2 separate regions of the Homo sapiens genome follow, and region 2 is linked to region 1. Evidence: read pairs that join two places in POLR2A ChIA-PET (ENCODE). Cell type or tissue: Caco-2. All regions are shown on one strand. Links, peaks and the distances in the headings refer to the core of each region. The heading gives the core; the rest is flanking DNA.

The links. ChIA-PET counts read pairs that join two places held together with the same protein. Peaks named below come from ENCODE experiments on the same cell type or tissue, not always from the same donor. Only the 100,000 strongest peaks of a DNase experiment are listed, where the experiment ranks them.
Region 2: POLR2A ChIA-PET joins it to region 1 with 5 read pairs; 2 of 35 experiments call an interaction of 5 or more read pairs at or near these places.

The regions. Positions count from the first base shown.
Region 1 is chr3:197,080,779-197,085,171 of GRCh38, forward strand. It overlaps DLG1 (discs large MAGUK scaffold protein 1), which reads right to left. Exons shown (of 25, transcript NM_001366207.1): 17 at 273-339. Among named protein-coding and RNA genes, the nearest start is that of MELTF, 53 kb to the left of the region's middle. In Caco-2, for the core only: no CTCF peak of the experiment used is centred there; no DNase peak of the experiment used is centred there.
Region 2 is chr3:197,005,637-197,010,029 of GRCh38, forward strand. MELTF (melanotransferrin) reads right to left here. Exons shown (of 16, transcript NM_005929.6): 11 at 3,982-4,176; 12 at 3,173-3,329; 13 at 3,021-3,088; 14 at 913-1,100. Among named protein-coding and RNA genes, the nearest start is that of MELTF-AS1, 4.9 kb to the left of the region's middle. In Caco-2, for the core only: no CTCF peak of the experiment used is centred there; a DNase peak (open chromatin) is centred at 1,881.

The sequences.
Region 1 (4,393 bases), core at 260-4,259:
AATTGGAAATCGAATGAAGGTCAAATACATTTCATTTATAAAAATAAGCTTGACCCAAAAGTATGTTGCTAATAATATATCAAATGATAGTTTTGATAATTTGGAAGGGTCTGTGAAATGGGTGCTTGAATTTAACAAATGCTTAAGTATCTACCATTGTAAAGCACCATGGCAAGAACTGATCATGAATAATTCTGATAGCAAAATCCTTTTCATTTTAACAATGTAGCTCAAACAGGAATTACAAAAATGTAGAGATTTCAAATACTCACCCCTTTATCTCTCGTTTTAGAATTGAATTTCACTGTTTTTAATCGGGCTCGTTCTTTCTTCTCAACTCTGTCAAAGTATAGAATGTTATTTTTTAAGTAAACCAAACATATCTGGGGTCTTACTAGAAATAACCAGAATTGTTATCTTTATAATGGGCATTTTTATACTCTAAAACCTTTAAGAGTCATCTAGGTTTGCATCCCCAAATTAGAATTGCTGAAAAATGAAATAAAGGGCTCATTTTATTATGAAACAAAACCTGATGCTATGAAGTTATCAACACACAGTATATATGTGTATATTTTTATATGTATATTTAGTTACAAAATTATATGAAAGTATGAGGCACCATTTCTGAGTTTAACAGTTTTCCAAGTTTTGTTTGTTTTTAAGTATTAGCTTAGCATGAAGCACATATGCTAAAAATTAAGCTAGAGAAAGCAAATGTGGCAAAATGTTAAAAACTGGTGAAAGTGGGAGAAGGATATGTGGACGTTCACTGTATATTGCCGTTTTTGTACTTACTTTTCTATAGCTCTGAAACTTTTAACAAAAAGGTGGAATATTTAAAAATTAAGCCTAATTTTAATGATATATGTGTGTGTGTGTGTAAATATATAAATAACCAGTTACAGTTATTGAAGTAAGAGTTTTAAAGTATTTTTGGAAGGATACATAAGAACTGTTAATCTTTACCCCTATGGAGGTGAAATGGGTGTTGTGAGAGACAGCCTGTAAAGCCTTCACATCTTTTAAATTCTGAACTTTACCTACTCAAAATAAGCAAGCAAATAAAACTACAATGAAACAAGTTTTTATGTAGATTGTAACACTAATGTAAATCTTGCAAAATGTCATGTAAATTAAGCTTTCATAAATTCTCCAATTTCGACATAGCAATTATGTTAGCATATAACAGAAAAGCCTACCAAAACAAGACTATGAATAAATGAATTTTATTTTTTCCTTATTATCTATTTAGTTTTACTATGGGTACAGCAGGACCTTAGCATTCATGAATTTAAATTTTAAATTTAAGTCTTGGCGCAGTGGCTCACGCCTGTAATCCCAGCACTTTGGGAGGCCGAGGCGGGTGGATCACAAGGTCAGGAGTTCAAGACCAGTCTGGCCAACATGGTGAAACCCTGTCTCTACTAAAAATATAAAAATTAGCTGGGCGCAGTGGCGGGTGCCTGTAATCCCAGCTACTTGGGAGGCTGAGGCAGGAGAATCGCTTGAATCCAGGAAGTGGAGGTTGCAGTGAACCAAGATCATGCCACTGCACTCTATCCTGGGTGAAAGAGCAAGACTCCGTCCCCCACCCCAAACAAAAAAAAAAATTAAAACTCATGATTTTTACGATTCAAGAACAATTCTGAGGCTCCATGACCTGAATAATTTATAATCTTGCCTAGGTACTTATCAACAGCACCACAAAACTAGCATTTAGTGGGTGAGCATTTACAACTCAACTTTGTTTTCTAATCATTATTTTGTTTAGTACATAATTCAGCAACTTAAATTGTCTATATTTGTAAATATTATTCCTGAAAGCCAAGAATTGTAGGAATTACAATTCCTATGTTATTTTAGAAGAGGTCTAAGAAAGAGATAGTTCTATTTAAGAAAAGGTAAGTTTTGAATACATTCAAGAACGAAATGGCATAATTAGTTGTGGTTTCTTACTGTATTTTACGGGAGTAAGATTATATTCTGCAATGCTACTCATGAATGTGGAAATTGGCAGAGGTCTCAAGATATCTTTCTTACATTATTGCTTGCTTTAAAACACAATCTTATAGAATTTTTGTACAAAATGAAAAAAAAATCTCTCCAGTGAAGCCAACAGTGTTTATTATTGGGTGTAGGCACAGAAAGCCTTTGTAAGGTATGAGACTCCAAGAACCAAGACAATTTTTAGGAGCTCTGACCTTGATATTTAAGATGTAAGGTTTCTACTGACTCAACAAGGCATAGAGGAAGCATTTCCGAATTTAAAGCAGACTATGTTCTATTTCTGGAAAAAAGTTATGCTGATTGCTGCATTGCTAAAAGAGGATTTGTCATCAACTGAAAGATCTAGCCAAATAGTTGGATCATGCTAAATATATGGATACAGCCAACAGCAGTTATAAGCCCGAAAATCATAATTATAAATCTTGATTATAATTTAATAATATTACTTTTCAACTTCTACAAACAGGTAAATAAATAAAGGTCTAGAAATAGTTACGAAATAGGTATAAATTCAACTAATAAGAAAAAGATGTTTATTACAGCATAATCGACTTAAAATGAATTAACTAGTTATAATAAACATTTCTTTATGATCTCATTAACTATTTTTGCTGGCTATCTTACTACTACTACTTTAAAAAGCTCTTAAAGAAGAACTTCCAGACAATGATTTGGATGAAGCAGATCTCATAAATAAGCTATCTCAGGGGAATTCTGAAATGACATTTTAACACCTTCCCCACAAAAGCAGAGACACTCAACAGCACTTCACAGGCCTTAGAAGAGGTCCTCTAAGCTGGGACCATCCTTTGCAAAGAGGGCCTGTCCTTAACTACTTTTGCTATGTGCTAAGTATACACCCATGAATCACTAAAATGAATCATTAGGGCTGGCTGCAGTGGCTCACAGCTGTCATCCCAGAGCTGTGGGAGGCTGGGGTGAGAAAATCGCTTGAAGCCAAGAGTTTAAGACTTGCCTGGGCAACATAGCTAGAACCCATCTCCACAAACAAAAACAAAAACAAAAACAAAAACAAAAAACTTAGCCGGGTGCAGTGACACGCGCCTGGAGTCCCAGCTACTAGCTGAGGTGGGGGGATAGCTTGAGCCCAGGAGTCTGAGGTTCAGTGGGCTATGATCATGTCACTGCACTCCAGCGTGGGCGACAGAGCAAGACCTTGTCTCTTAAAAAAATCAATCTACCTACCTACCTATCTACCTATATATAATCATTAAAAGCAAAGAGAAAAGACCAGTGAACTGCACCAATACATGTAATTTAAGCAAGGAAAAAGAGAAGTGAAGCGTATTACCAGATATTTCCAAACATTTTGGCATGAAGGAAGAAATTCATGCCACCAAAAATACAAAATTTAAGTCCTCTTACTTACCTACACCAACCACAGACACTTTCAGTTTTCTCTTCACTGGTATAGCTAAATGGCACACTGATTTAATATATACTTACTTTGTTTTCAGTAACTAGTAGCTTTAGATCAATTTCTGCTTGGAGGCATCACTTTTTGTTGTTTTTTTTTTTTTGAGTCAGAGTCTTGCTCTGTCGCCGAGGCTGGAGTGCAGTGGTGCAATTTCAGCTCACTGCAACCTCCACCTCCTGGGTTCAAGCAATTCTCCTGCCTCAGCCTCCCAAGTAGCTGCGATTACAGGCGCCCGCCACCACACCCAGCTAATGTTTGTATTTTTAGTAGAGACGGGGTTTCACCATACTGGCCAGGCTGGTCTCAAACTCCTGACCTCGTGATCCGCCCACCTCGGCCTCCTAAAGTGCTGGGATTACAGGTGTGAGCCACTGCACCTGGCCCATATTTTCTAGTTATGTCACTGGTTACAATTCCATTTGAATAAAATCAAATGGCTGTGAAACACAATATAAAAAACTGAGCATAAAATCATTTTAGTAAAATAAATTTATTTTTTCAGTTCTGGTGATTATTTTTAATTTTTTTATGTGTATATTTTATATATATAGATAGATATAGATATAGATATAGATATTTAGACAGAGTTTTGCTCTGTCTCCCAGGCTGGAGTGCAGTGGTGCAAACTCAGGTCACTGCAATTTCGGCCTCCTGAGTTCAAGCAATTCTCCTGCCTAAGCCTCCCGAGCAGCTGGGACTACAGGCGTGTGCCTCCATGCCCAGGTAATTTTTGTATTTTTAGTAGAGACAGGCTTTCACCACGTTGGCCAGGCTCGTCTTGAACTCCTGACCTCAAGTGATCCACCCGCCTCAGCCTCCCAAAAGTGCTGGGATTACAGGAATGAGCCACCGTGCCCAGCCTAATTGTATATATTTAAGTTGTACAACTTAATGATTTTATATATATATATTATATATATACATACTGTGAAATAATTACTACAG
Region 2 (4,393 bases), core at 245-4,244, 75 kb before region 1:
CTGCAGGGGAAGGTGTTTCCAGGAGGAGGGAGAGCTGTGGCCAGTGCCACTGAGAGGTCAAGTAAAATGAAGACTGAGAAATGGCCACTGGGTTTAGCAACATGGGTCACTGTGACCTTGACAAGAACAGCTTCAGGGCCCTGGTGGGAGCCTGTCTGGGGTAGTCTCCATCCTTAAGAGGGGCCAGAGGAGAGGACTTGCTAACTCAGTCTCCATCCTTAAGAGAGGCCAGAGGAGAGGACTTGTTAACTCCAGAGCAGACCACTCTTTGGAGGAGTTTTGCTTCGAAAGGGAGCAGGATTGGCCGGGCACAGTGGCTCATGCCTGTAATCCCAGCACTTTGGGAGGCCGAGGTGGGCGGATCACGAGGTCAGGAGATCGAGACCATCCTGGCTAACACGGTGAAACCCCTTCTCTACTAAAAAATAGAAAAAATTAGCCAGGCATGGTGGCGGGTGCCTGTAGTCCCAGCTACTCAGGAGGCTGAGGTGGGAGAATGGCGTGAACCCGGGAGGCGGAGCTTGCAGTGAGCCGAGATAGTGCCACTGCACTCCAGCCTGGGGCGACAGAGTAAGACTCCGTCTCAAAAAAAAAAGAAAAAAAGGGAGCAGGATTACAGCTGCAAGAGGATGGATGTGAGACCAAGAGGTTAGTTTGTTCTTTAAGGATGGCAGAAGTCACAGCATGTTTCATGTTGGTGAAAATGGTCCGACTGAGAAGGGAAAATCAACGATGCAGGAGGCAGAGGGGACAGTTTCTGGAGGGATGTCCTTGCGTAAGTGAAAATCACAGAATTTCCCCCGGGCTTCCTCAATTTCTCTAGAGGTCTGCTCCAGGTAGACTGAGGCCTCCCAGGGGCTCAGCTTACCTCTGCTGCACACCCCTCAATGAGGTAGCCCCACCCTGGCTCACCTGGGCCTTGTCCAGCAGTCCATACACGGTGAAGATGTTGGTGTCGGGCCGGACCATCACGGCGTGGGGTGGTATCTGTGCCAGGTTGCAGGCTGCAAACTGGGACACCTCGGCTCGGGCCCCGTTGGGGCACAGCAGTTCATAGTCCTCTGACCTGAGCTCAGCAGCCCAGGGCTCGGAATTGTGGCCTGAGGGGGGTAAAGCAGTGTGTGTGGGGACGTTCCGGGAGTGGAGAGAAGTGTAAAGAGAAGCTGCTATCCTGGGACCCCAAGGCCTTCACCACAGGGAGGTGGCAACATCTGGCCAGCTCCCCAACCCTCTCCATTCTCCACGTGCTCTGCTGTGTTACCGGGGTGAAAGAACCCAGCTGTGTTCATGCCATTAGCAGGAGCTGCCATTAATTAGCAGGGAGTAGGGAGTACCTACTATGTGACAAGTACTTTACACGCGTTGCTTGATCCCCACAACAGTAACGCAGGGTAGGTGTTTTTGTCCCCATTTTACAGGTGAGGAAACTGAGGCTGTTAATCACTCCCAGGCAGAGAACCCCATCTATGTGTTACATCCTCAAGCCTGAGTGTGGGGTGGCTCCCTGAAGGTGGTGGGTGATTGTCCCTAAGGGCTGAAGTTCTCAAATGGAACAGGGTATAGCATCACTTGTGGATGCAGAAGGCAGCTTCAAGGGCCCTTGCTTGCAAAGAATCTTATTCAGGAGGTCTCAGATCAGGCTCAAGAATCTGCATGTTAAACCAGCATCCCACTGATTCTAAAGCAGGCGGTCTCGGGCTGCCTGAGAAAATGCTGCCCTCAGGAATCACATTTTCATGTCTCTGTGCATTCACTTAGTATCCATCCTCCTCCCATTTCCAGGAAATCCAGGTGGGCCTTGAGGAGAGCTAAAGATAAAAGGGAAAGGAGTGGCCCTGGGAGGCGGGTGACTCACTGCAAGTGAACCTCCCAAGGCCTCTCCAGCACCTGCCCGCCTCCCCTGACCCCATCCCAGACGACACCATGCACAGATCTGGGACCAGGCAGGCCCGCTGGGCTCGTGCAGGAGCACACAGCCCCTCCCTGGGGGAGGGTTTCAGGTGTTCTTGGTAGGAGGCTGGGTGGGGGAGCTGGGCTGTGGCAACAGGAAGGGTTCAGGGCCTGGAGCCCTCCCTAGCTCTGCTGGGGCAAATGGTCCTACCGCCTTGGTGACCCCCATAGGAGGCAAGATCCAAGTTTTGAAACACTAACTGAGGTTTTCGTTTTTTTCCCTGCACGTCTTGCTTCCCATTGTCCAGTCCCCTCCCCACCGGGCCACAGTTGTGCCTTTCTGGGCTAAGTCTATAGGAGGAGACATGTTGGGAGCGAGTGGAGAAGACTGGGCCTCCAGCATTTGGGGTTTCAAAGCCTGGGGTGTAGGCAGGGTATGCAGACAGTACAAGCCTTTGGTGTTGGAGGAAAACAGCCTCTAGTCTTCAAAACGGACACAGATTCCTTCACGGAGAACAAGAAGAAGGGGAAGTGATATAAGTCAGGGGAGCGTGTGCTCTGATAGGACCATGTATGTACTGGGGTCCCGGAGCAGAGCGTTCCTGAGCTCTTTGTCCCAGGCGGAGCCCAGGAAGGTGACTCCAGGAAGAAAACCCCCTGTGTGGTATGTTGGGCGTGCCCTGCCTCGGTGTGGCTTGGGGGCTGCAGAGAGATTTCCTTGCATGAGGCAGTGACCTGCTCAGGAACACAGACCAGATACTGATTGAACTCATGACCCTGTGGAGAGGCTCATGCCACTCCCACCTCACACCTTGGCACTACATCAATACTCCCAGAAGGGGGTCTTTCCAGATTGACTGGGATTGAGTTTCTACCGTTTCGGTGGATTAGGGACTTGAATTCCAGGCCAGTAAAAACCGTCATGTATCCAGCACCCCTGGATGTGTGGTCTGAGGTCTGTTCTTACCCTGTGACCCTTGGGGCTCCCAGCTTCCCAGGGGGCACAGCCTTCTAGACTCAGCCTCTCTGAGCTGCTGCTTGGCCCCAGCCCAGCATGGTGTCTGGATGGTGCTGAAGATGGGGAACAGTCCCCCCGACCTACCTTTGGCCCTGCTCTTGCCCCCACCTACCGTTTGTGTTGTCAAAGACGGTTGTGTGCCTGACGAAGGCAACGTCACCCGCATTCTCCACCAGGCACCTGCCACACAGAGGGCAGGGCAGGCGTCGGCAGGAGGGTCCCAGCCTCTGCACACAGCCCCAGACTGCCAGGCCACCCGGGTACCTGAAGGCGCCGCGGTAGCCGTAATACCGCTCCTGGCTGTTGCCCACACACTTGTTGCGGCCCTGCTCGTCCCCCACGCACAGTGCACACAGCGAGGAGGGGTAGTTCTTGGGGTTGTTCACGGGCACGCAGCTGGCATTGAAGAACTCGCTCACTGCTGGGGTGGAGGGAAGGGCAATGATGAGGGGCCAGCAGTGGAAAGTGTGGGAGGGAGCTGGGCGGGCCGCTCCCCCACAGGTCTGCCCACCCCCCGGATCCTACACTGCAAGGCCACCTGTCTGCTCCGCTCCCCTCAGCTCTGAGTGGAGTGTCTCCTGGAGGATCTCAGTGCGGGGAATGCAGAGGTTGTCTAGATACAGCATCTCCATCACCAAACATCACCCAGCCTTCACTTGAACTCCCTCAGGGACAGGGATCTCACTACCTCACTATTTTGTTCCAATCAGAGCAGGTGTCCAGCTGTCTGGGAGTGGGAGCTGCCAACCCTAGTGCCCTCTGTGTGCTTGTGTCAGTGGTTAGAAAAAAAAGTGCTTGTATGTTTTCTGAGTTAACAGCCAGGACAGAGGTGTGTGGCCTGTCAGCCCAAGGGTCTTGCCAGTTTCCATGAATATTGTGTGATCTAACACACTGGAGGGGCTTCATGTATAGCATATGGTGGGTCCTTCTGTCCCCAGCTTATGGAGATACCTGGGCACATATGCAGAAGCCTGGCCACCTTCCAACAAGGTCCTCTCCCCAACAGGCTGCGGGTCCCTAGCTAACCCCAGAGAAGGCTTCCCCAGTCTGCGTTCCTAAAAAGGGGGGGGTACCTGTGAGGACGTCACAGTCCTTGGGCCGGATGAAGCCTCTCTGAATAAGGGCACCCACGGGGACATCCCAGCCTGCAGGGCTGCCGAAACCGGCGTGGCAGGAGCGCTTGCCCCGAAGCTCATCCAAGGTGAAGGCGTGGGAGCTGTCCCGTCTCACCACGGCCACCACGTAGTACGAGTTGCTGCTGTCTTCCGCTGGGGAGAGAGGGACTCACGTGAGGGGCCCCTCATCTGAGAGCCCGGGCAAGTGCCTGGGGGGGTCCTTCCTTCAAACCCACTCCTTCCTGTCTCTTTGCCTGAGCTATGCAGGCCAAAGAGTACCCAGGCCTGAGGCCAGGGTGTTCTGGGAGCAGGCCCAGCGGGGGCCCCTGCCTGCGTCCCCTGTGAGAAGCAGCCTCTTGCCTCCACTTTC